Linked DNA regions of Homo sapiens: region 2 is linked to region 1. Evidence: chromatin loops called from intact Hi-C (ENCODE). Cell type or tissue: GM12878. All regions are shown on one strand. Each heading gives the region's core, and the rest is flanking DNA. Links, peaks and the distances in the headings are about the cores only. Region 1 overlaps TMEM165 (transmembrane protein 165). Region 2 overlaps SRD5A3 (steroid 5 alpha-reductase 3).

The links. A loop is a pair of places that touch in the nucleus more often than their neighbours do. Peaks named below come from ENCODE experiments on the same cell type or tissue, not always from the same donor. Only the 100,000 strongest peaks of a DNase experiment are listed, where the experiment ranks them.
Region 2: a loop joins it to region 1, with 7 times the contacts of the local background. A loop is called at or near these places in 18 of 110 quality-filtered maps.

The regions. Positions count from the first base shown.
Region 1 is chr4:55,418,405-55,430,340 of GRCh38, reverse strand. It overlaps TMEM165 (transmembrane protein 165), which reads right to left. Exons shown (of 6, transcript NM_018475.5): 5 at 5,698-5,803; 6 at 4,166-4,965. The coding sequence ends at 4,889. CLOCK (clock circadian regulator) reads left to right here. Exons shown (of 23, transcript NM_004898.4): 23 at 1-2,438. Among named protein-coding and RNA genes, the nearest start is that of TMEM165, 28 kb to the right of the region's middle. In GM12878, for the core only: no CTCF peak of the experiment used is centred there; no DNase peak of the experiment used is centred there.
Region 2 is chr4:55,349,567-55,365,923 of GRCh38, reverse strand. It overlaps SRD5A3 (steroid 5 alpha-reductase 3), which reads right to left. Exons shown (of 5, transcript NM_024592.5): 2 at 6,436-6,578; 3 at 1,653-1,850. It also overlaps the pseudogene FCF1P8. Among named protein-coding and RNA genes, the nearest start is that of SRD5A3, 12 kb to the right of the region's middle. RefSeq lists enhancers at 1-659, 660-1,348. In GM12878, for the core only: no CTCF peak of the experiment used is centred there; a DNase peak (open chromatin) is centred at 7,063; H3K27ac peaks cover 344 bases.

The DNA of each region.
Region 1 (11,936 bases), core at 7,829-10,328:
GTTTTGTTGTGAGTGTTTATAACAGTATTTTGTAAGCTGCCTGGGTTTCCTCAGGGAAACATTATTTAGTGGAATAGGATATAGTTTATGGAGAGACAACTAAGTGAAATTCCATCACCACCACCAGCAAACACTGAGGTGCTGCATTAAGTGACAATCAAACTAGTAAGTATTTATGAAAGAATTTAGAAAGGGGTTCAAAGAAGCAATTGCTTTTAAAGCAGTTCTCTGGGGTTCTTGAATAAAAATGGCTAAATGTATTTATTTATATTTTAAAATACCTGTGTGTTCTGTTTTCTCATCAAAGTGATTTCGGTGTCATGTATTTAATGTGTGGTTTGTTTTGTTTTGCACCATATTCTTCTTAGGGAACTGGCTCTGATTTGGGGTGCAGTCACCAACTCTCATGATAATCTTTACGGACAGTCTGAATCTACTTTACTTCAGGACGGCAGTGGAGGGGCCAACTCCAGATGCCCCTGCACTTCCCTCCTCAAGTCATCTAAGAAAGAATTTTAGAAATAACTCCTTTCAAATCTGATTCATACAGTTCCAACCTTTTTCTAGTTTCACTTGCTGCCTTCTTTGTTTTATGGGCACTTTTTGTGTGATTACTTCCCCAACACAGTCAAAGGCCAGTATGACAGAACCAATGGCACATGATGCCTCTATTTTGCCCATTTGGGGAAATGTTAGTAAAAGAAATAGCATCTTTTAATGGCTGTCATTATCATATCCATATTAAAATCCATTTAAAGTTCTTAAATTTGGCGGAATAATGTATACAGGCTGTAAACTTCTACAAAAAATGTTTGCTGTCTTTAATATGGTGTCAAGTTACTTGGTCCTTTGAAAACAAAACAAAACTTCCATACACAGCACTGCCCAGTAAAGCAGTGTTGGAATATTGGAAACCTAGACATTTGAGGATCCTTCTTGCTCACAAGCATTGGAACAGAATCCTCCACTTTAGGACTCAGAGAAGCTATGGAGTCCCACAGGCTAGGTATAGCACACAACTTAGAGAACGGTAGTTAAAGCACGTCAACCACAATTGAATTTAATGATCTAAAAAATATTTCTTAACTCTGAGGGTTAAACTGAAGATACGTTTTCAAATAAAAGCTTTTAAATTTCTTAGGAAACAAACTGTGACATCGCTTTTAAAAATGACATTCAAATGTTTATAATGTGTGTTTTTGAGTTGGCTTGGACTAGTGCAAGTTCACTGCTGGCAATGGTTATGCCAGTAGTTAAGTTAAAATAAGTTGTTACCTTCAGATTGATGTCTTGTATAACCAGACAATCATCTTCAAGCAAAAAAATTGGCCAGGAAATGTCTTTTTAAAAAAAAAAAAAAAAAAAAAGATGTGTCAGCCAGAACAGTTACCATTCAGACCATACTGGAATGATTTTGAAATCTTTACTATGGTTTAAGTTGGGGAAGGCCTCAGTATGGCATTTTCATATTCACTCTATGTAAAGATTGAAGCCCAAAGATGAGTTAAATTCAGTGCTGTATTGAAACCAGTCAGTGCAAAAAAAAAAAAAAAGTTTTACCTTTGTAAATTTTTCATTGTTAACATCAGTTGGTAGTTGTTAAAACATGCACCAAATTCTTTATAATGTTCTGTGTGGTTCTCAATGTGATATTCTTGACATTGCTGTCCTTACTGCTTGGTTCTTGGTTTTAAATTAAAAAGTAGATGTAGCTCATCATTTTTACTTCCAAAACGGTGGAGCTAAAAACGGCTAATTGATCTTGAGATAAGAATACCCTTTACTAAGGCAAAGATTTAATTGAAATCCAAAATGATTTATAGAAACGAAAGGCATTTTCCATTTGTTGTCTTCTGCCGAAATTCTGAATTGCATACACACATGAAGGATAATGAATGGTTTCAACGGTGCTATATTAGGTTCTCTGATTTTCATGACCTATGTATGTTTGGAAATACAATATTGTATAAAATGTGGATCGTTTTGTTACCGATTTAATATTGCCATTTTAATTTGGTGTAACAATTGGTTACACTTGTTTTTCAAAGCTATCCTTTGAGGAGAAAGTCAAAATGTGTTGTTAGCCTACCTCCACTCAGGCCTCTTGCTGTGTAATCATTATTCCAGGTTATGATGTGCATAGCTTTTAAAACTGCGTGTACTATTATTCTGCTCTTTCCCATACTCTTGTCATGTATTCAGAACCTAAACTTATAGCAAAAGAGCCAAGCAGTAGCAGTTTTTGTAAATGTAAAAATAATTAGATCCAGACTTTGTTTCCTTCAATTTTAAAAATAAAAAATACCTCAGTGCTATGTTTTTCAGTTATCACCTGCATTTCTCAAAAAATAACACCTGCTTCATGTGGCACATAACTTGTAAGAATCACATTTTGGATTTTAAAGAAAGACTATTAAATATTTTAAGATCACTATCAATGACATTTCCCTTTCTTTTATTCAACAATGGAGCCTATTGCAGTAGCGATTTTTACCTTATAGCTTAGGTCTGACTTACCAAAAATTCTCAGAGGAATTATGTCCTGCTACAAGATTGTGGTGCCTCAGAATGCGATGCTGTTCTTATTCGCATATGAAGCTAGTAATGGGACCAAGCTACCTGAACTGAGGTTACACGATGATGGTGCCAGCTACTCCCTACGAGGAATTGTCTTTTCTGTTGTTATTAGAAAAAACGGTTGGGTGCGGTGGCTCACGCCTGTAATCCTAGCACTTTGGGAGGCTGAGGTGGGTGGATCACCTAAGGTCATGAGTTCAAGACCAGCCTGGCCAACATGGTAAAACCCTGTCTCTACTGAAAATACAAAAAAATTAGCCAGGCGTGGTGGCGGGCACCTATAATCCCTGCAACTTGGGAGGCTGAGGCAGGAGAACTGCTTGAACTCAGGAGGCAGAGGTTGCAGTGAGCCGAGATTGCGCCACTGCATTCCAGCCCAGGTGACAGAGTGAGATAGATTGTCTCCAAACAAACAAAACGTATTAGTAGGCCAAGCATGGTGGCTCACGCCTGTAATCCCAGCGCTTTGGGAGGCTGAGGTGGGCGGATCATAAGGTCAGGAGTTCGAGACCAGCCTGGCCAGCATGGCGAAACTCCATCATCTCTACTAAAAATACAAAAAATTAGCCAGGCGTGGTAGTGCACGCCTGTAATCCCAGCTACTCGGGAGGCTGAGGCAGGAGAACTGCTTGAACCCGGGCGGTGGAGGTTGCAGTGAGCCAAGATCACACCACTGCACTCCAGCCTGGGCGACAGAGTGAGACTCTCTCAAAAAAAAAAAAAAAAATACTAGTGAGAATTCCTCACTCTTTCTTTATAACAAACAAACAATCTAAGGCAATATAGACTGTCTAACCACAGAGTTTATCTTAATCCACAGACATTGTTTTCTACCCTTTGATACTTCCTATAGCAGAAAACTACAAATATGACCTTTTTTACCAACATGTGCTACTTCTAACTTGGCATTTAAGCTGAAAACTCCTCTTAAGATCTCCACAGTAGTAGCTATCATCTTCCTCACAGAGTTACCATGTAGGACAATTGCTGCATCCTACAGTGCTGGATGATTAACTGGGTTCTTTCACAATCTCTTCAAATTGCAGACTACATTGTGGACCTTTGTAGTAGCTCATAAACCTGAATTGCTCTGGGTCTCCTATTATACCTCACACAAATAACATGGATGTTTCTGTAGAATTGTCCTTCAATTTAGTGAGGCTATTAATGGGAATGTTACTGCATATGATTCTAGAATATAAAAGGCTGAGAGAAAGCAGCTGTTATGCTACTTGGGTGAAGTAGTAGTCAAATCAAAATATACTCAAACGAGGGTGACGACTGAAGTTGCCATGAAAAAATGAGGTAGTCTTAGCATAATGAATGACATTAGGCTCTGGAATTAAACCGCCTGGTGTGACTCTACCATGTAACCTTGGGTGAGTTAGTTTTTTTCTTTTTTAACCTTATATTAGTACCTACTACCTCACAGAACTGTAAGGGTGACAATGCTTTCGAACAATGCCTGGCTCCTGTTTAGCTACTTTAGGCATATCTCAAATATTTAATATGTTAGTGTTTTTACATCAGCTTTAGAAATTGGCCTATCAATACTGATAATTTTATATGACACACAAGGAAAAACAAGCACTGGTCATACCACTTTTATTTATATTGTTATCTATGTTACATTGTTTATTCAATATAGAAAAAATATGAATACATTCATAGTATTCTCTTTTAATTTGGTAATTCCACATTGTCAAATATTGACTGTTTTTATATTGGGTGTCCTACCCAATTAAAAAAAAAAGAGGAAGAATGACCTGGCAGACAGTTCTTGTTGTGCCATGTTATTGATATAACAGCAATATCATATATGTCTCTTTTTTTAAACACCTAGTTTTGAAAAGACCAATGATTAAACTACTGTTTACTGGCTCAGGGAAATGTTTTAAGAAATAGAAATTAATTCATTCTTTCCCCAAGAAAAACTTTAAGGTAAACATCTTAAAACACCTAAGTGATGAAGGAGAAAATTTGTATTCCTTAAAAAGGGGTCAGTGCTGAAAGAAAATTGCATGGTAGACCCCACTGCACAACGGTTCTGCACCAAAAGAAAAATGAGGACCATATTAACATAATTATGTTGGAGAGAAGAAAAACCCACACTTAGAAGTCAGGTTTCTTTTAAAACTCCTTGTTACAAATAGAATCAATGATTATATCTCAGACATAATAATGGGTCAAACTCACAAAATCAGTGCTACAAAATACAGTATTTTTCCATCACTTTTAGTTGTAATGTACACTATGTACAGAAAGATAATACTACCTATTTTAAACTAAATATAGATGAACAAACAGCTTGTTAAAAACCAGAATCAGGGCTTATAAATAGTGCAGAAAATGCAAACGCCAAAAAAACGATGCCTCCTATGATTGTCACTGGAAGAGAGAGAAAAAAAGTCAAATACAGTAAAATTCCTATACCTTGATACTGTACAAAATGAAAAGGGAGCCGATGAGGCGGCCAATTATTCTTCCAATCTATTAAACTAACCTTGAAAACAAATTAGAATCACTTCAACCCCTTTTACATAACAAGGAACAATACTTAACATGCTTGACTGTGAACACTAAGAATCAGGTTTTCTCCAGCACTGTTTTGAGAAATGACAGGATTGTATTAAATCCAGACAGTGCTGGCAAGCAACAGTAGAACTATAACTCATCTTAAAATCCAGTTATAAAAGAAAATGTTCAGGTCTTCTGACTAGCAAAGAGACGATTCTTCCATCTCTAGACCTAACTGTGGCTTCACAGGACATATTCAGCAGAATCAGTACATATGGTCTCCACATGATTCCAGTCTTGTAAGACACATTTTTAGAGCCAAAAACTTCTCATACTTCCAAATGACAATTGTTTTACTAAGATAATATGTTAACAAGAAGCTACTATGAATTCGATAAAAATGACTTTGTATTTTGCTAACTTCTACACAGGTGAAAAAAGTCCGTATTTGCAATACCAGGATTAATACCTCTATAAGAGATGGTAGGTAATTAGAAAAACCAAGTATACTTCAGCAGCAGAAATTTAAATAATCAAAGCTAACACCCTTTAATCTCTCAGTGATTCTAAAATGTTATCTGATTTGTAATTTTCAAGACTTACCAGTTCTGACAGAGATTTTCTGTGCTATCATTCTTCCTCCAATTACTGCCAATCCCGTGCACAGGCAGTGCCCCACAGTTCCACCCACGGCTACACCATAGGGGTCCTGGAAGCAAGCGTCACAGCATTAATTCAAAACCAAGGTGACAACTGCTGCTTGAGAACCATAACAATTCAGAAGCACTAAAAATGGTGGCCAACAATTAAAAAGCATAATAGTTATAAAAATGCAGGTGTATAATAAATTTATGAGAGGTGTAATGGCTGCTTGAAGGAATATGTACCAGTTATACTTAAGACTAGACCTAAAAGTTGAAATAACCCAAATCAATTTGTAAAGTCAAACAAATCCTGATGAAATAAAGCTAATCGAACCTTTCAGCAGTTATTAAACTTCCTTCACAGGCAATACGTAGCACTGCTATGACAAGTGCTAGGGAGGATTTTAAGCTAGACATCTGTTCCCTCAGATACTGCTTGGTATTAGGAGAAACTCAGTCAATCCTTCACAGAATAGTATGCCTCTGCTTCCTGGGAACAGAAACCCTGCCTCAGTGCCAGGAATCAAGGATTTATCCAGTGAACACATGTTACCTGAGCAAAGCAGACACTCAGATTAGGGGGAGAGGGGTATGTAGTAAAAGTTTCCCAGAAGATAGTCCTGAAGAATGAACAGGGCATAGTGAGAATGTGATTTTGTTTTGTGGGAGAAGGAACATGCTAAATAGAAAGCAAAGGCCAGCAGTACCAGACAACCAGCTGCAGAGCCCTTCAGCATTTCACAAAAGGAGGTCATGAGGGTAGGTGGGAGTCCAGGTGAGGGAGGACCCTATCATCTTGGAGTTTAAACTGTGTCCTCAGACACTTGTTGGTTTTTAGCTGGAAAGTAACAGAACAGATTAATGCTTCAGAAATCCGCTAGGCCAGGTGCAGTGGCTCATGCCTGTAATCCCAACACTTTGGGAGGCTGAAGCAAGAGGATTGCTTGAGCCTGGCAGTTTGAGACTAGCCTAGGCAACACAGTGAGACCTTGTCTCTACAAAAAAATTAAAAATTAGCCAGGCATCCTAGCAAGCACAAGTGGTCCCAGCTACTCGGGAGGCTGAGGTGGGAGGATCATTTGAGCCCAGGAGGTCGTGGCTGCAGTGAGCTATGATTGTTCTCCATCCTGGGCAACAGAGCAAGACCCTATCTCAAAAATTTTTTAAAGTCTAGTGGAGAGAAAGAACCAGAGGGGAACAAGACTGAAGGAAGGGTGATCCACTGCGATGCTATGGCAACAGCCCTGGGAAGAAACTGCGTTGCCCCAGATCGGGGCAGATGACTGTAGGCAAAGAGCAGGTGAATTTGAGAGAAATTAAGAAGGCAAAATTAACATACCTCCATGATAAATGAATGATAGGCTTTATGGAAAAATATCAGAGCCAAGCAGAGTGGAGCCAGCCACTCAGGAGGCTAAGGCAGAAGGATCACTTGAGGCCAGGAGTTCAAGGCTAGCCTGAGCAGTACAGCGAGATCCCGTCTCTTAAAAATAAAATAATGGTGCAGTGGTTCATGCATGTAGTTCCAGCTATTCAGGAGGCTGAGGTGAGAGGATCACTTGAGCCTGAGTTTGAAGCTACAGTGAGTTATGATCACACTACTATGCTACAAATTCCATCCTGGGTGACAAAGCAAGACTCCATCTCTTATTAAAAAAAGAAAAATAGGCTGGGTGCAGTGGCTCACGCCTGTAATGCCAGCACTTTGGGAGGCCGAGGAGGGTGGATCACGAGGTCAGGAGACTGAAACATGGTGAAATGCTGTCTCTACTAAAAATACAAAAAATTAGCCGGGTGTGGTGGCAGGCACCTGTAGTCCCAACTACTGGGCAGGCTGAGGCAGGAGAATTGGCTTGAATCCAGGAGGCTGAGGTTGCAGTGAGCTGAGATCGTGCCACTGCACTCCACCCTGGGTGACAGAGTGAGACTCCATCTCAAAAAAAAAATAAATAAATAAAGCATGACACCCAAGTTTCTCTCCCACAATTGATGAACTATGTATGGTAAGACCAATGTGATTTTTAAAGTTAAGAGTCAGTTGAATCAGGGTGGGTGGATGGTTCACACATGTAATCTCACCACTTTGGGAGGCCGAGGCAGGCAGATCACCTGAGGTTGGGAGTTTGAGACCAACCTGGACAACATGGTGAAACCCCATCTTTACTAAAAATACAAAAACTAGCCAGACTTGGTGGCACATGTCTCTAATCCTAGCTACTCGGGAGGCTGAGGCAGAAGAATCGCTTGGACCCAGGAAGCAGAGGTTGCAGCAAGCCAAGATTGTGCCACTGTACTCCAGCCTGGGTGACAGAGCAAGACTCTCAAAAAAAAGAGTCAATAAACCTGTTACAGAGAAAGCAGAAAGAGAAGAATGTTGATAGCATAATCATGAGGGACAAAGGCAGCATTCAAGGAAGGACAGAGAAAGAAGGGTCCACAGGAGAAAGCAAGTGAGGTGGCCAGCCAATCACCTCCTGTAAGGACCAACGGAGGCATCATGCAAGGCCACAGGGAGCTCAAAGCACAACAACATTCCTGGTGAGGCCAGAAACTGGGTTCCCATGGGCTAAGTATGCAAGGAGAACAGAGCCAAGGCTTATTCCCATCACAGCCAAGTCCTCTGACACTGCAGGAGGGCAAGAGTTGGATTTGCGATGTACAATTGAGAAAAGGGGCTTTTTTTTTTTCTTTTTAAAGGATGAGAAAAAATTGGTACACACGAACAATGCTCACAAAACGGCTGGGAGAAAGGCAAAATCTAAGCATATTATAAGGGTGGGATTCAGAATACAGGAGGGCAGAGGGGGCTGCCACTGTGATGGGTGGGAATGAAGAAAGGGAACTGCTACTGCTCTGAAGGAGAAGGGAAAGCCCGCTGTCGGGCAGTGTGTGTGCAGAGACAGGAAACTGGCTGAAGCATCCACTGTGAAGAATGGAAGACTGGGACTACATTTCCCAAATTCTACTTGTGTATTATAAACTGCTACCCATGAAGATGGTTCTATTTGAAAGTAATATTTAGGCCGGGCGTAATCTCAGCACTTTGGGAGGCCAAGGTGGTCAGATTGCATGAACTCAGGAGTTCGAGACCAGCCTCTGCAACATGGCAAAACCCTGTCTCTACAAAAAATACAAAATTAGCCAGGCATGGTGGTGGGAACCTGTAGTCCCAGACTCAGAAGGCTGAGGTGGGAGGATGGCTTGAGCCCAGGAGGTGGAGGTTGAGGTGAGCTGAGATTGTGCCACTGCACTCCAGCCTGGTTGACAGAGCCAGACCCTGTCTCAAAAAAAAAAAAAAAAAAAAAGAAAGAAAGAAAATATTTAAAAATTCACTAGATTAAGTAAAATAAACTAGTATTTAACTAGTTCCTTTAATATAGGACTTTCCAGTCTTTATTTGTATACTGAGTCGTCTTTTTTTTTTTTTTTTTTTTTTGAGATGGAATCTAGCTCTGTCGACCAGAGTGGAGTGCAGTGGCGCGATCTCGGCTCACCCGGGTTCAAGAGATTCTCCTGTCTCAGCCTCCCGAGTAGCTGGGACTACAGGCGTGGGCCACCATGCCTGGATAATTTTTGTATTTTTCACCATGTTGGCCAGGCTGGTCTCGAGCTCCTGACCTCAGGTGATTTGCCTGCCTCAGCCTCCCAAAGTGCTGGGATTAAACGCGTGAGCCACCACACCTGGCCCAAGTCTTAAAAAGAAAAAACAAAACGACAGGGATATATTATTTGCCAAATTTGACTCTGAATTTCTTCCTTCCCCCTCACCCTTTTTTGGCCTAGAACCAATTCAAGTCTCAAAGGACACTAGGATTATGTGAAATCCAATTTGGGAACATTAAATCATGTTGGAAGCAAAGATAAAACTGCATACTAAAATGGCCTGAACTAGACAACTGCATGGTTCATAAGAAAAATTACCAACAAAAATAGGAATACTAAGGGAACAGGAAAAGACACAACATTTCTGCCATTTAAGAGCTCATTAAATATCCCCGCAGGGCAGTTAGTATGGAAGTGTGGCTAACACTGAATGTGCCATGTGGGGGACCATGCTAGATACCCTGCGTGTGTTATTTCATCTGCAAACCGATCCACAAAGCAGGTAATCCCCATTTTTGGATGAGAAAATGCAGGGAAGTGCAGTAATGTGATTTTACAGCAAGAGACTCAAAACCCAGTCAGCACGTGCCATACTGCTAGAATGGACCAGGGTGTCTCGTAGGTAGGGAGCCTCAAGCCTTTCACACGTCACTCTATGGCATAGAGTCTATGCCACAGAGTAGAGAGAAAAACGCAGTGATTCTGCTGTCATGATAACTCACCCTGGTAGAATCACTACCACCTCAACAAAATGGTTACTTACTATTGAGTCCCAACTCTGGCAATCTGAGAGCCAATAAAAGGCTAGAAATCAAGAAGAATATAGGGTACAGCCATTAAATAAATAAATAAAATAAATAAATAAATAAATATATATGTATATATATATATATTTTTTTTTCTTAAGATAGTGTCTCACTCTGTCACCTAGGCTGGAGAGCAGTGGCACCATCTCGGCTCACTGCAACCTCTGCCTCCCGGTTTCAAGTGATTCTCCTGCCTCAGCCTCTCTAGCAGCTAGGATTACAGGCACCCGCTACCACGCCCAGCTAATTAAAGTGATATTTTTAAAGAAAGTTTGTTTTATGAGAATCAAATGAAAATCAGAGTTCCATTTTTTTTCCCCAAAATACAGCATTTTTGAGGCTTCCCTGACAAAATAGCCTTTCCCATCTATCTTAGTCCTGGCCTTCAACTGTCTTGTATTTTAAACCACAGCCTATAATTAAAGAACTTGTTCTTTTATGATAGTTCCAAGGAATTAGAAACAATTTTACTCTTATAAAAAGAGAATCTGATATAAACACAGATAAGAAATAGTATCAGTTAAGATGAAAAAGAGGTTGAAAAGTGGCAGCAGTATTCCATTCCACAACCGTCTCCACATGAAATCTTAATAAATCTGTGTGAACAATGACAGGCGCCTCATATAAAACCTTGCTATTCCCATCAAAAGAAAAATTAAAAAATAAAAAACCAATGGGCATGTTTTAAATAAGTGGCATTGAACAACTGTGAAGAAGGCCACAGCCAGCCAGCTTACTCCCTCACACAAGTCACCCGATCTCTCTGGGGGTCAGGTTCTTCATCTGAAGAGTAAAAGCTACAAGATGAGCTGAGGTCTCTAGCTTCCCACTCCAGAACTTAGGATTCTTGGGCTAAGACTTTTTGAACAAAAAGTTCCTACACAGAAACAAACAAGTCACCTAGGCCAGAGCAGTGACTCTCGCCTATAATCCCAGAAGGATTATTTGCGAGGCTGAGGCAGGAAGTTTCAGGCCAGGGGTTCAAAACTGGCTGGACAACATGGTGAGACCCCACCCCTACCAAAAAGTAAATAAATAAATTACCCATAATAGCAGTACGCAACGATAGATAAGCACTGAAATAAAAATAATGTTTTTATTTCCTTAAGTCTTTTTTGTTCTTTTTATATATTATTTATTTAATTTTTTGAGATAGCATCTCACTCTGCTGCCCAGGCTGGAGTGCAGTGGTGCAATCTAGGCTCACTGCAACCTCTGCCTCCCCGGTTCAATCAATTCTCCTGCCTCAGTCTCCTGAGTAGCTAAGATTACAGGCATGAGCCACCTTGCCCGGCTAATTTTTGTATTTTTAGTAGTAGGGGTTTCTCCATGCTGGTCAGGCTGGTCTCAAACTCCTGACCTCAGGTGATCCGCCCACCTTGGCCTCCTAAAGTGCTGGGATTACAGGCGTGAGGGACGGCACCCGGCCTTCTTTTTATATTTTAAAAGTAAACCTCCTTTTAAAATTTTTCCATGTCACTGAAATGATGTTGAAGAGTGAATATTCTAAGAGCTACACAGAGATTTGTAAACAGCTGAACCAATTTTCTGCTGGATTATTAGGCTGTTTCTAAATTTTTACTAAGTTACAATAATTATAAGTAGTCTGTGCAACAGTCAATTTCTTTAGTGTAACACATGAACGAAAAGCTATACACTTTTTTTTTTTTTTCAGACTGGGTCTCCCTGTCACCAAGGCTGGAGTGCAGTGGCGCGAACACAGCTCACTGGAGCCTCAACCTCCCAGGCTCAAGCAATCCTCCCACCTCAACCCTCCTGAGTAGCTGGG
Region 2 (16,357 bases), core at 5,812-8,311, 62 kb after region 1:
TGTGAGGCTCAGAGAAGCTCAATGAGCCAGATGCAGGCCCATCAAGACTCTGGAGCCCATGTTATTTCTATCACGCCCTTTGGTTGGCAAATGCCCCAATGTGTTTTCTCTCAATGAATTACTGAAACCAACTTTCCCCATATTGTCCTAAATGATCCCAGATGACCCTTGAAGGACAAGGAGGTGAAACAGAAAACAGCTTCAGAAAGGAGTGCTTAGAAAGCTATTTTTGTGGGCTCCTCTTCCTTGACTATCTACGCAGGAGGGAAGGCAGAAGTTGAGACGCAGCCAGTAGAGGAAACTCCGGGAGAGGCAGGTAACGCCAACAAACAAGAACACGCTAAAAGCTAGCAGTCACCAAGCGCTCTGCAAAGTTCCTTTAGGGGGAGAACCAGCACTGCCCACCAGGAATGACAGCCCCTTCCATGGTACTGGCTGGCAGAATGCCACCACAGACATGCCTGGGAGGAATAAGTTCAGAGGAATCAGAGAGATGCTAGCTAAGTGGCTGGAGCCAATCAATAATTCATGAATTGAGAAAGATCGTCAATAAATCCTTTAAAATCACTCCTCTAGTCAGAGGCCTTAGGTTGAGCTACAGCAACAGAGAGACGACTTTCACGGGGCACTCATACCAAAATCTAACCTGAGGAGGAAGCTCACTCACAGATTGTTGGAAATCGCTAGACCTCAGCCTGAGTTTACAAGGATGGACAGGGCAGCTGAAAACATGGAGCCCTGGGTTTAGAGACAATGGTCATTACAGACCTACGGGGTCTAGACTGACAGATACTAAGGCTGCAAGGTCAGGTTAACCTCAGCACTATAAACTCATTCCCATCACCCCAAGCGACTTGAATTCTTTATAATCATGCATTGTTTTTACAAAAATGGTAGTCATATGTGTTAGGTAATGTCCCCTCCTCCCCCCATAAAACAAAAAATCCATTTCATTTCCTTCTCGTAAACAAGGTCATGGTTTGGCTCCCCTCTTCCTGGCTAGTGAGAGCTTAGAGACTAAAACACAATTTTCACTACCACAGTACTCTTTGTCCTCTCCTCTCAGGCAGCGTCACTTGAAGAAAAGCTCTATTGTGATGGGAACAATCACAGGAACTAAGCGGCAACAAAATGGCTCCCCACCCCCTCTGCAAATCCCAACTCCATGCAAGCACTCTCCCTTCCCTCATTTTCTTTTCTTTTTTTTTGAGATGGAGTCTCGCTCTGTTGCCCAGGCTGGAGTGCAGTAGCGCGATCTCGGCTCACTGCAACCTCCACCTTCTGGTTTCAAGCAATTCTCCTGCCTCAGCCTCCCCAGTAGCTGGGACTACAGGCGTGTGCCACCACGCCTGGCTAATTTTTTTTTTTAATTTTTAGTAGAGACAGAGTTTCACCATGTTGGCCAGGCTGGTCTCGAACTCCTGGCCTCAAGTGATCCACCTGCCTCAGCCTCCCAAAGTGGTGGGATTACAGGTGTAAGCGACCACGCCCGGCCTTTTAAAATCGACTTGAGTCTCATCTCCTGAAATGCAAAATGCATTGGGCCTGTCTCTTACTTCTGCATGTCTCATAATGCTTAGCACAGCACAAGCCCCGAGAGCGCATCATACACCCTGGGGTGGGGAGCTCCTGGCAGGGCTGGATCCACTCACCATTCCTGCCATCCATTGGCACTTGGCTCAGCACAGTTAGGCCAACAAGGACATAATAGACAAGTCCAAAACAGTACTGCACGACGTGAATCATGACATTGGAGAAGACACTGACGTAGAGGCACTCGAAGAGTCTTCGTAAGCTGTGCAGCCACAGAAATACTAGCACTAAGAATGCAGACAGTGCCAGCTCCCCTCCTACAATTCAGAAGGCAACAGGGTCAGCATTTCTCTTCTGGGATTAATCCAAAGTTTTGTTTTTCTGTACTGTTAAGCAAAGTATTAAATCCCATCTAACATCTTTCTTTTTGGTAGTAAGGAAGAAATGGGCCAAATGAAGTCAAGGAATTTGACTTCACTCAAATTACACAGTTCACTGTGTTACACAGTTCACTGGGTTCACAAACACCCATCACTCAATTCTGCTTCATTGTGTGACAGCCTTCCAGGCTTCAGGGACATCACGGTCAGGAGGTCTGTGAAGAGGTCTGTGGGTTTCTGGTCCTGGCACTAACAGCCAGATGCAAACTGGAAGCGTTCCTGGTAGCCTCTGAGTGGCCCCAGCTGTGGGATCCCCAGTATCTCAGGCATCACAGAGGCAGAGAGGGGGACAGGAACAGAAACAGAGTTATGCATTTCTTTCCACATTAAAAAAAAGAAATTATACTTTTAGAGGCATGCTGAGCCCAAGATCTACTTCCTCACCTGTCTTTCACGACCTGCCCACCAAAAAATCTGAAGAAAAGCTGGCTTTAAAAAAACACACACTTAGTTTCTCTTTTTTTCTTTTTTGTTTTTTATTTTTTGGTTAATTTTATGTGTCAACTTCTTTATTTTTGAGACAGGGTCTTGCTCTGTCACCCAGGCTAGAGTGCAGTGGCACAGTCAGGCCTCACTGCAGCTTTGAACTCCTGAGCTCAAGTGATCCTCTGTCTCAGCTTCCTGAGTGGCTAGAACTATAGTCATGTGCCACCACACCTGACTAATTAAAAAAAAATTTTTTTTGTTGCCCAGGCTGGTCTCGAACTCCGGGCCTCAAGCCATCCTCCAGCCTCAGCCTCCCAAAGTGCTGGGATTTTAGGTGTGAGATACCACGCCCAGTCACTTAAAAAAGAAATGAGTCACGGCCGGGGGCGATGGCTCATGCCTGTAATCCTACCACTTTGGGAGTTGGAGGCGGGTGGATTGCCTGAGCTCAGGAGTTCGAGACCAGCCTGGGCAACATGGTGAAACCCTGTCTCTACTAAAAATACAAAAAATTAGCCAGGCATGGTGGTGTGCGCCTGTAGAACCAGCTACTTGGCAGGCTGAGGTAGTAGAACTGCTTGAACCTGGGAGGTGGAGGTTGCAGTGAGCCAAGATTGGGCCACTGCAATCAGCCTGGGAGATAGAGCAAGACTCTGTCTCCATTAAAAAAAAAAAAAAAAAAGTCTCACACACAAACACACACACACGCATGCACACCATAAAGATGCAACTTAATTAACTTTTACAAATTAAGCCAACCAATCCCACCCATGTAACAGCACCCAGATCCAGAAACAGAACACTTTAGGAAGCTGAGGTTGGAGGATCGCTTGAGACCAGGAGTTTGAGACCAGCCTGGGCAACACAGCAGGTACCCCATCTCTAAAAACATTAAAAAAAAAATTAGCTGGGCATAGTGGCGTGCACCTGTAGTCCCAACTACTCAAGAGGTGGAGGAGGGAGGACTGCTCGAGCCCAGGAGTTAAAGGCTGCAGTGAGCTATGATCATGCCACGGCACTCCAGCCTGTACAACAGAGTGAGACCCTCTCTCTTAAAAAAAGAAAAAGAAAGAAAAAAATGAAACAAACAAAAGAAACAGGCTGGATGCGGTGGCTCATGCCTGTAATCCCAGCACTTTGAGAGGCTGAGGCAGGCGGATCACAAGGTCAGGAGTTCAAGACCAGCCTGGCCAACAGAGTGAAACCCTGTCTCTACTAAAAATACAAAAATTAGCCGGGCATGGTGGCGCATGCCTGTAGTCCCAGCTACTCAGGAGGCTGAGGCAGGAGAATCGCTTGAACCCGGGAGGGGTAGGTTGTGGTGAGCTGAGATCAGGCCACTGCACTCCAGCCTGGGCAACAGAGCAAGGCTCCATCTCAAAAAAAAAAAAAAGAAGAAACAGAACACGAACAGCACCCCCTAGTGTAGGCACGACCCCTCCCCCAAACTTCCCATGGGGAACAACCCCTATCAGCACAGATTAGCTTTGACTGTTTTTGTATTTTAAATGAACTAAAACTTAGTTTTAACTCCTTAGGAACAAGTTAAAGCAAACAAATAGAATTCCTCATATCCTCACAACCAACCCTCCAAATACCAAAACACCCCAGTCAGTCTCACAGTAAACAAACGAAGAGATGAAGTTTTAACGAGTGGAGTGAGATCCGCTGATGTAGCCTACCCTTCCAAAGAGGATGTCCACGGGTTTGCTCTTTTTTTTTAGATGGAGTCTCACTCTGTGGCACAGGCTGGAGTGCAGTGGCATGATCTCAGCTTACTGCAACCTTTGCTTCCTGGGTTCAAGCCATTCTCCTGCCTCAGCCTCCTGAGTAAGTGGGATTACAGGCACGCGCCACCACGTCCCGCTAATTTTTTGTATTTTTAGTAGAGACGGGGGTTTCACCATGTTGGCCAGGCTGGTCTTGAACTCCTGACCTCAAGTGATCCACCTGCTTCAGCCTCCCAAAGTGCTGGGGTTATAGGTATGAGTCACTGCCCACTGTTCCCGGCAGGGTTTGCTCTTTTTTTTTTTTTTTTTTTTGAGACGGAGTCTTGCTCTGTCCTCTTAGGCTAGAGTGCAACGTTACAATCTTGGCTCACTGCAACCTCTGCCTCTTGGGTTCAAGCAATTCTCTCTCCTCAGCCTACCGAGTAGCTGGGGTTACAGGCATGTGCCAGCACACCCAGCTAAGTTTTGTATTTTTAGTAAAAACGGGATTTCACCATGTTGGCCAAGGTGGTCTTGAATTCTTGACCTCAAGTGATCTGCTCACCTCAGCCTCCTGAAGTGCTGGGATGAGAGGCATGAACCACCACACCCGGCCGGGGTTTGCTCTTCTGATTGTCATCTTTTGCAACCAGTTTATCTGGTTATACAGAAAAGGATTGTTTCTAGGTGGTTTGGCCACTGGAACAAAGGACAGAGATGAGACTAGAACAATTTGTTTCTAATTCTGCCCCTCACACTCTGCCTGACCTTAATTGAGGACATTTCATAGTTTTCACCTTCAATTCTTTATTTTAAAAACTGTTCTGGCCGGGCGCGGTGGCTCACACCTGTAATCCCAGCGCTTTGGGAGGCCAATGCGGGTGGATCACCTGAGGTCAGGAATTCGAGACCAGCCTGACCAACATGGAGAAACACCATCTCTCTACCAAAAATACAAAATTAGCTGGGCGTGGTGGCACATGGCTGTAATCCCAGCTACTTGGGAGGCTGAGGCAGGAGAATCGCTTGAACCTGGGAGGCAGAGGTTGCAGTGAGCCAAGATTGCACCATTGCACTCCAGCCCGGGCAATAAGAGCGAAACTCCATCTCAGAAAAAAAAAAAAAAACGTTCCATATTCTTCATCCTGATGCTGAGGATGGCAAACTTAAAGGCTATTTTGTAATCGTCTGTTCAACAACTGTTTAGTCAATTTTATTATACTACCAAAGCCTCACAGCATAACTTTTTTTCCATGTTTATCAAAAAGTAATTTTTATTTATTTTATTCATTTATTTATTTATTTTTTTGAGACAAAGTCTCCCTCTGTTGCCCAGGCGTGGAGTGCAGTAGCTCAATCTTAGCTCATGGCAACCTCCGCCTCCCAGGTTCAAGCGATTCTCCTGCCTCAGCCTCCCGAGTAGCTGGGATTACAAGCGCCTGCCACCACACCCAGCTATTTTTGTATTTTTAGTAGAGTTGGGGTTTCACCACATTGGCCAGGCTGGTCTTGAACTCCTGATCTCAAGTGATCTGCCTGCCTTGGCCTCCCAAAGTGCTGGGATTACAGGTATGAATTAAAAAGTAATTTTTTTTTTTTTTGAAACACAGTCTCGCTCTGTTGCCCAGGCTGGAGTGCAGTGGCCCGATCTCAGCTCACTGCAAGCTCCGCCTCTCGGGTTCATGCCATTCTCCTGCCTCAGCCTCCCGAGTAGCTGGGGCTACAGGTGCCCGCCACCATGCCCAGCTAACTTTTTTTTGTATTTTTAGTAGAGACAGGGTTTCACCGTGTTAGCCAGGATGGTCTCGATCTCCTGACCTTGTGATCTGCCCGCCTTGGCCTCCCAAAGTGCTGGGATTACAGGCGTGAGCCACCGCACCCGACAGAAAAAGTAATTTTTAAATCACATTTCTGGAGTTCTAAGTCATGAGTTTGGTTGGAACAGTATAAATGATAAATGTTTCCAGACAAACCTGACAGATCCTAAAAGCTTTCCCCCTTTTGTGTAAAGACTTCTTCATAAATTTATCAACAGTACTAAAAATACCAGAGGGAGGGCAGCCAGTTCTGCACACAACACAGCACTTGCTGGGAAGTCAGGAGCGCTAACTCTTGGCTCTGTCTCCTTCTCAGGGAAGGGCTTAGGGACATCCTTTTGGCCATCCGGCAATGAACCGTGCAAAGCTCTTTTTTGCCCTCATCCTCCACTTCCCAGGCCCTTCTGAGGAGGTGCCGAGAGAGGAGACAAAATGCCAAAAACTGCTCCCTTGCAGACAGGAACAACAGAAACGGGATGCAGCGTTGTCATAAGCCCAGGGAGTCCTTACCCTGGAACTGTGCCGCCCCGAGAATTCTGAGCAAACCATGAAGCCAGCTTGGAAAAGGTGCTCCCAGGAACAGAGATTGAGTAAGGCACCAAAGCAGGAAGCCATTCCACAGCACTGAGATGATATAAAAGTGGGAAAAATATCTGCAAAAGGAAAACAAGCGAGGCAATAATTAGGGTAGATCCACTTCAAGCTCTTATACGGGAAGATTATTTTTAGTTTCTCTGTCTTTCCCCACCCCTCCATTCCCAAAGTATACCTTTGCTTTTTAATAGAATCTGAATCCTATAGGTGTTCAGGTTCTTAAAATTTCCTTTCAAATAACGGGACCAGTTAACTTTCAGGAAAAAGAGGCCTCTCTGAGGTTAACAAGAACACAACCAACTGTGTTAAACTTAGAATAAAGTTTAGTTAGCAATCTCTCTGATTGCTGGGTAACAGAATTGGACTCAAGTTCCCAAAACGGAGGCTGCAGGCCCTTGCAAAGAGAACCTAGACTGTGCTAAAACAAGCTAAATCTGTGAAAGATTTTGATTTCTATATCCCAAACAATATTGCAGTAATAGCCACACAACTGTTACACATGATTTGCATAATCGCAGACACTTGGGGCTAGAGGAAGTAAAAGATCTTCAGGCATGACTCAGTGTTTTTCCAAATTGGGTTGACCTAAATTACTTTTATTATAACATGACTAATACTACAATCATAAAACTAGGTATTAACTCCTTATGGTTATAATTCTCAGACAACTACAGGGCCTATTTTGCAATCAACACATCTACAAACTAAATACAAATAGGACCACAAAACCAATGCAATTGAAATTAGCGATGTTAATTTAATGCAAAAGATGATGTTGATTTGCTGAAACAAAAAAAATCACCTAATATGGCACAAGGGCCTAGGGCCTAGCAGGTTCTTCTTCTTCTTTTTTTTTTTTTTTTTTTTTTGAGACAGGGTCTTGCTGTGTTGTCCAGGCTGGAGTGCAGTGTTGTGATCACCACTCACTGCAACATTGACCTCCCAGGCTCAAGTGATCCTCGCACCGCAGCTTTCCAAGTAGCTGGGACCACAGGCTTGTAGTAGTCCACCATGCCTGGCTAATTCTTAAACTTTTTATAGAGATGTGATCTCCCTATGCTGCCCAGGCTGGTCTCAAACTCCTGGGCTCAAGAGATCCCTCCCACCTTGGCTTCCCAAAGTGCTGAGATTACAGGTGTGAGCCACCATGTCCAGCCCCTCATAGGTTCTTTTGAGGTCTGTTTATGTATACTTTTCTATTTTTTTCTATTCAGTCTGAAACCTTTCTGACTCTATTGAGTGCCTGGCGGTCATCTGGCTTTCCCTGGTCTTCAATGCATCGTGCATATATTAAATCCCACTCCTTCTTTTCTTTTTCTCATTAGTCTGTGACAATAAAAGACAACCTAGAGCCAAAAGAGGATTAAACATAATCGCAGGGGCTCCTCCAGATGATCCAGAATGTGCTTGTAAGAGAATGCACAGCCCCTGAGATCATGCCTACAAACTCAGTCTGATAAACTCTGATCCAACCTGATCATTCCATGGCAACCCACTCCACTCTGCCAATTACTGTTAGCAAATTCTATCACTGGCCAGGCATGGTGATGCATGCCTGTAATCCCAGGGCTTTGGGAGGCCAAGGTGAGAGGATCCCTTGAGGCCAGGAGTTTGAGGTTATAGTGAGCTATGATTCTGCCTCTGCAACTCCAGCCTGGGCAATAGAGCAAGACCCTGTGTCTTAACAAATAAATAAATAAATAAAATTCTATCACTGGATTTGCCATCTCTGGCCACACAGAACAAGAATTTTAATTCCACACAACATCTCTTAAACTATTTGAAGAGAGCCATCCTGTGATTCCCAATTGGGATCTTCTCCAGGCTTCAAGAGCCTACTTTTCACAGAAGTTCATGCATCAAGGCCAATCGCCACCTGTGGCTACTGATCTTTGGTTATACCACAGGGTCTTCCTTAAGACACACTTCCCACAACTGACCCCAGGTTATGGTCTGAGCCTCGTGGAGCACAGTGGAAGGTCAAGAACATGCTGTTCTGCAGGCTCCCAGGAAAAGGCAGGAGGGATAGCTTCTGAAGGACAATTTCTGGACCAGCCACTTTACGTACTTAATTTTTTCACAAATATTTACTGAGCACTTCGAATGTGTTGGGCAATATTCTAGAAGCTGGGGACTCAGCAGGGAGTAAACAGACTAGGTCTCCGCCTTAATGGGAGTTTACCTTAGAGTGGGGAGTCAGACGGTCAACAACTAAACCTGCAGACATCTAGCATAATGCTGGGTCAGGGGACAGAGGGTGCAGAGGGGAGGCTGTTCTGGATGGATGGTCAAGGGTGGCTTCTCTGGAAGTAACATTTGGCTAGAATGAGTCATCCCTGTGGATTTCTAGGGGAAGAACTTTCTAGGCAGAAGAAATAACAACTGCAAAGGCAATGAGGTGGGTGTATACTAGGGGTGTTCAAGGAACATTAAAAGACATCTGTACATTGGCATGGCCAAGGGCGAGGGTAGAAGGTGAGGCAGGAGTGGGGAGAGGACATGAAGCCTTGTAAGGCCACTAGCTTTTATAATGGGGAGCCATTTGGGCAGATGAGTGACGTGAGGTAGTAATTTATGTTTTAAAAATCCCTCTAGGCTACCCAGGAGGCGGAGGTTGCAGTGAGCCAAGATCGCGCCATTGCACTCCAGCCTGGGCAACAGAGCGAGACTCCATCTCAAATAAATAAATAAATAAATAAATAAAAAATCCCTCTAGCCTGAGCAACATAATGAGGCCCCATCTCTACTAAAAAAGAAAAGAAAAGAAATAAAAAAATTAGCTGGGTGTGATGATGCATGCCTGTAGTTCCAGCTACTCGGGAGGCTCAGGCTGAGGCTGCAGTAAGTGGTGATCATGCCGCCACAGCACTCCAGCCTGGGTGACAAAGCGAGATTCTGTCTCAAAACAAACAAACAAACAAAACCCTAAAAATCTCTCTGGCTGATGGACAAGTTCTGGAGATAGGTGGTGGTGATAGTTGGATAACAAGATGAATGTATTTAAAGCTACTTAACTATTTAAAAAACATTAAAAAGGTAAAATTTAAGTTACGTGTATTTTACCACAATAAAAACATTTTAAAAGGCAGCAAAAGAGGCCGGGTGCAGTGGCTCAGGCCTGTAATCCCAGCACTTTAGGAGGCTGAGGTGGGCGGATTACCTGAGGTCGGGAGTTCGAAACCAGCCTGGCCAACATGGTGAAACCCTGTTTCTACTAAAAATACAAAAATTAGCCAGGCATGCTGGCACACGCCTGTAATCCTAGCTACTTGGGAGGCTGAGATAGGAGAATAGCTTAAACCCAGGAGGCAGAGGTTGTAGTGAGCCAAGATTGCACCACTGCACTCCAGCCTCGAAGACTGAGCAAGACTTTGCATCAAAAAAAAAAAAAAAAAAAAAAAAAATGGAGGCAAAAGAAAGCATTGGTCATATATTTCATTATTATTTAAGTGAAAAAATATCCCTCTGGTAACGAGGTAGAGAACAGTCTAGTTGTGCGGGTAAGGGGTGCCAGGTAGAGCATGGCAAAAGTTAAGATTATTTAGTTCATCTTCATAACAATCTTATGAAGCTTATGTGGTTATCTTTGTGTGGCAGATGAGAAACCCAAGACTCAGAGAGGTTAAGTTACTTATTCAATGTCACACAGTAAGTGACAGCCCTGCTGACTGTGAAGTTAAAATCATACTATTGTGCTTTCATGCAACCTAGGCGTGCCTGAACTTGCTTTTCCAGCCTTATGTTACACGTACCAATTTATATCAAGCCTAAAGTCAAGCATATCACTCAAGTGGGTTTTGTGTAAGTTGCTAAGCTACACCGTGCTGCGCTCTACTTGTGTCATGGTGTCTTTCATTCACAGGCACATTGTGTTGCTTTTCATTCCCACATTTTGTTTTGCTTGCCTGATTTCCCTCTATACATTTTCTATTCTTTTTTTTTTTTTTCAGACGGAGTCTCGCTCTGTTGCCCAGGCTGGAGTGCAGTGGCACGATCTTGGTTCATTGCAAACTCTTCCTCCTGGGTTCACGCCATTCTCCTGCCTCAGCCCCCCGAGTAGCTGGAACTATAGGCGCCCGCCACCACGCCCAGCTAATTTTTTGTATTTTTAGTAGAGACGGGGTTTCACCGTGTTAGCCAGGATGGTCTCGATCTCCTAACCTCATGATCCACCCGCCTCGGCCTCCCAAAGTGCTGGGATTACAGGCGTGAGCCACCGCACCCGGCCTATACATTTTCGATTCTTTAGAACAAGTCATAGCTCTTGTTTGTTTTTAAAGACCCAGCTTGAGCCTCCAAAAGCCAATCTAAAATCTTCACTGCGTTCTGTTTTGGACACTCTCCTTTTTTCCTCCTTTGGCACTTTGCTTACTTGTAGCACTGTTGTCCAAGCCCTTGTAAGCAGGGGTAAGGTGATCCTTATAGGATAATACAAGGTGCTGAATGAGCACTCCCTTGCTTAACAAACATTTGAGTGCTTACTTTAAATCACAGCTGCTCCAGGCTCTGGGGATACAACAGCAAACACAACAGACAATTCCTGCCTTCATGGAGCTTACACATGCGTACGCGCGCACGCACGCGCGCACACACACACAGTAAATTTTATAGCATGTCAGGTGATAACTGCTACTGAGAAAACTAATGCAGAAAAGAGGAAGGAGGAATGCTGGGATGGCAGAATTATAATATCAAACACAATAGACAGGGAGGGGCCTCACTGAGAAGGTAATATTTGAGTAGAATTACAGCAAGTGAGGGGATAAACCATGTGGCTATCTGGGGAAAGGCCTTTCCAGGTAGAGTGAAACAGGCAGTGCAGGTAAGAGAGAGAACTAGCAGAGAGGCCCTCAAACCTGGAATAGAACCAGATGGGGCAAACTAGAGACAAAGTCAGTAAGGTAGTGGGAATGAGACCATGAGGTCTTGGGCTTTTACTGTGAGTTAGAAGCTACTCTATGGTTTGGGGCCTAAAACACAATCTATTTTTAATATTAATACATATTTGCTGGCCGAGCGCGGTGCGTCAGGCCTGTAATCCCGGCACTCTGAAAGGCTGAGGGCAGATCACCTGAGGTCAGGAGTTCAAGACCAGCCTGGCCAACATGGTAAAACCCCATCTCTACTAAATATACAAAAATTAGCCAGGTATGGTGGCACACCCCTGTAGTCCCAGCTCCTTGGGAGGCTGAGACACGAGAATCACTTGAACCCAGGAGATGGGAGGCTGCAGTGAGCCCACATTGCGCCACTGCACTCCAGCCTGGGCAACAGAGCAAGACTCCATCTCAAAACAAACAAACAAAAACTATTTGCTGACTGCTGGAACAGACTCCAGGCCCCAGGTGTTATGGGGTTAAGAAGGGGAATTAATGTTTACTGAGTTCTGGCTAGATCCCTGGCCCTGTGCTAAATGCTTTAATGTCACCACCAATGAGACCAGCAGGTGCTATTGTGTCCAGAATTGGTTCCTTCTGGTGGGTTCTTGGTCTTGCTGACTTCAAGAATGAAGCTGTGGACTCTCGCAGTGAGTGTTACGGTTCTTAAAAATGGTGTGTCCAGAGTTTGTTCCTTCAGATGTTCAGATGTGTCTGGAGTTTCTTCCTTCCAGTGGGTTTGTGTTGCGCTTGACTTCAGGAGTGAAGCCGCAGACCTCGGCAGTGAGTGTTACAGCTCTTAAAGGTGGCGCCTCCAGAGTTGTTTGTTCCTCCAGGTGGGTTCGTGGTCTCGCTGACTTCAGGAGTGAAGCCGCAGACCTTCGCAGTGAGTGTTACAGCTCATAAAGGTAGTGCAGACCCAAAGAGTGAGCAGCAGCAAGACTTACCGTGAAGAGCAAAAGAATACAGCCTCCACAGGGTAGAAGGGGACCCCCAGTGACTTGGCGCTGCTGGCTCGGGTGGCCAGCTTTTATTCCCTTATTTGGCCCCGCCCACATCCTGCTGATTGGTCCATTTTACAGAGTGCTGATTGGTCCATTTTACAGAGTGCTGATTGGTCCGTTTTTACCAAGTGCTGATTGGTGCATTTACAAACTTTTAGCTAGACACAGAGCGCTGATTGGTGCATTTTTACAGAGTACTATTGGTACGTTTACAAACCTTTAGCTAGACACAGAGCGCTGATTTGTGTGTTTTTACAGAGTGCTGATTGGTGCATTTACAAACCTTTAGCTAGACAGAAAAGTTCCCTAAGTCCCCACTCCACCCAGGAAGTCCAGCTGGCTTCACTTCTCACTATTATGCTAATACTCTAATGCACACCATCACCATCTCTTGCCTGGACCACCACAGTAGCCTCTTATCCAGTCTTTTCCACATGATGGCCAATCATCCTTTAAAACATAAATCACACAATGCAATGCCTCCCCCTCCCACACAAAGCCCTCAGTAGCTTCCACTCACTCAAAATAACATTCAAATTCTAGCATAGGCTGCAAGGCCCTGGCGAGCTACTGTTTCCCCCACCCCATCCATCCTTCTATGTTGTCACTCACGCCCACTTCAGTCTTGCTCATGATCAAATAACCCTGCTGGATTTCCTCTAAAGCACTTACAGTCATCTGAAATTATCTGGCTGGTTTTACAATATTTATTGACATGTTACTGTCTGCCTTCCTAGAAGATAAGCTCTAAGGAGCCTAGAATGATTCCTGGCACACAGTAGGTATCTATAAACACTGGTTAAATAAATGAATGAGAGAAGGTAAGCATCTCTTCCAAAGTTACTCTCAGAGTAGGCATCCAGTTAATCAACAAACAAATTAAACCTCAAACCACTTTTTCTCATTCATTCAAAACACACTGACCGAGGTCCTTATTACCAGTCAGGTGTTAAGCTAGGGATATGGTAGCAAACAAGACAAATATAAACTCATGAAATGTTTACAGTCTAGAGCAGGGGTTCTCACCATTTCTCCATCATGGACCCCTTCGGCAGTTTCGTGAAGGCTACAGCCCTTCTGAAAATATTATACAAGCACAGGAGTGTGGTGTGACCATGGGGAAGCAAAAGAAAACAAGGAAGTATGCGACCATGAAGTGAATGCTTAGTCTCAGGGATCAGAGGCTTACAGAAAAGGATAAATTAAAACCTAAAAAGAAAGAAAAGAAGGATCCCAGCGTGTTAAAGGAAAGAGAAATTCCCCAACACCCTACCTGCTTATTTTTCCAATATAATACACAGCTGGGCCCACCTTACCACATCCTCATTGATACCAACCTTTATCAACTTTTCCATAAAAGCCAAACCAGACTTAGTGCAGTCAATGATGGACTGTCTGTATACCAAGTGTATTCCTTGTATAACTGATTGTGTAATGCCTGAAATTGAGAAATTGGAGCAGAAGTATGGAGTGGCTCTAAGGATCACCAAGGATCCAAGATTTGAAGGATTACCATGTACACACAAAGGAACCTAAGCAGATGACTCTTAGTACAGAGAGTAATTCAGCATAAGTTTTATATTGTGGCCACAGTTGACCAGGACCTTAAAAGAAGAATCCCTAAGATTCCTGGAGTTCCTGTCATGTACATTTCTAACCATAGATACAACATTGAATGAATGCCAGATGATTATGGAGCCCCTTGATTCTAATTCTCATAAGACACAGTTCCTCTGCCTTTCTTCAACCAGCTTTCTCTTGCTGCCAGTTCATTACACATGCAAGAGCATGAATTATTATTCTGTTGACCTATTTGCTCTATTATGAGCTGAGGATGGTTAAATATGCTCACCCCTTTTTTTTTTTGAGATGAAGTTTCGCTGTTGTTGCCCAGGCTGGAGTGCAGTGGCACAGTCTCGGCTCACTGCAGCCTCTGCCTCACAGGTTCTGGCGATTGTCCTGCCTCAGCCTCCCGAGTGGCCAGCTAATTTTTTTTTTTGTATTTTTTGTATTTTACGTATTTTTAGTACAGAAAAATATGCCTCAGCCTCCCACGGTGCTGGGATTGCAGGTGTGAGCCACTGTGCTTGCCCTGCTCACTTTTTGATGCTGTTTTGAAATTGATATTTTGTCTCATAAAAATGTTAGGCCAGGCCAGACACGGTGGCTCATGCCTGTGGTCCTGGCGCTTTGGGAGGCCGAGGTGGGTGGATCATCTGAGGTCAGGAGTTCAAGACCAGCCTGGCCAACATGGTGAAACTCCGTTTCTACTAAAAATGCAAAAACTGGCCGGGCATGGTGGCACGTACCTGTGTTCCCTGCTGCTGGGGGGCTTAGGCAGGAGAATCGCTTGAACCCGGGAGGTGGAGGTTGCAGTGAGCCGATATTGCGCCATTGCACTCTGGCCTGGGCAACAAGAGTGAAACCCTGTCTCAAGAAAAAAAAAAAAAAATTTAGGCCAGGCACATGGTGACTCACGCCTATAATCCCAACACTTTGGGAAGCCAAGGTGGGCGGATCATCTGAGGTCAGGAGTTCCAGGCCAGCTTGTACAACATGGCGAAACCCCATCTCTACTAAAAAAACAAAAAAAATTAGCTGGGTGTGGTGTCACATGCCTGTAATCCCAGCTACTGGGGGTGCTGAGGCAGGAGAATCGCTTGAACCCAGGAGGTGGAAGTTGCAGTGAGCGGAGACTGCACCACAGCATTCCAGCCTGGGTGACAGAGTAAGACTGTCTCAAAAAAAAAAAAAAAAAAAAAATTTAATGATGGTCAAAAGGTACGAAATCTCAGACAGGAAGAATATGTTTTATGCTTTTTTTGATTTACGTTATACAGTGTGTTGCATATACTTAATAATAGAGTGTTATACATTTCAAAATTGATGTTCTCATCACAGAAGTGTATTTGAAGTATTGGATATGTTAACTAGCTTGATTTAATTATTCCACATTGCATTCACAATTTATGACATCACTTTGTAACCTATAAATTTATACAATGATAAACTGTCAATTTACAAAAAAAAATTATACAAGCATAAAGTAAAATGCAGCAGGCTTACAAAGGAAACCAATTATAGTGACATACAAGTAATGCAACTACTAAAAAACAAATTTGCAATATAGTAATACGTATATTTCTTTCTTTTTGAGAGGAGTTTCAATCTTGTCACCCAGGCTGGAGTGCAGTGGCGCGATCTTGGCTCACTTCAACCTACACCTCCCAGGTTCAAGCTATTCTCCTACCTCAGCCTCCCAAGTAGCTGGAATTACCGGTGCTCGCCACCATGCCCAGCTAATTTTTGTATTTTTAGTAGAGATGGGGTTTCACCATTTCGGCCAGGCTGGTCTCCAACTCCGGACCTCAGGTGATCCACCCGCCTCAGCCTCCCAAAGTGCTGGGATTACAGGTGTGAGCCACTGCACCCAGCCTGTAATATGTATACTTCTTAATGTGTCTACTAACAAGATCTAGTGATGAAAGACTACAGTGTTCTCATAACAAGGAAAACAGTAATATTTTGAGGTATCATCAATATTCTTAATGTAATATAAAAAAACTATCACAGAGTTACAGATACTGCTAATTCTACCGTAGTTTGTAGATTATATTCATAATTAAGGCAATGCTAAATTTCAGCTAGAGGTTAGTGAAAATAAAGACATAACTTTCTTTCAATCCAAGTTTGCCCTGAATTCTATCCACAGATCCTCTGAACCTCCAGTTAATGCTCCCTGGACTTCAGTGGGGAAAGTCTGGGCAGCTCTTTTTGCCTCTAGAGCCCAATTCAATTCCAAAGCTTCGATACCATTTGGAATCATTTTGAAATTTAAGAAGTTCTTCTACATTCACTATGCAACCCAGAGCATCATGATACATGTTCGAGGTCACCTGTTTATTCAGAGTTCCTGGGAAATCAAAACTCTAGGAACCAAAAGGAAAACAAAAAAAA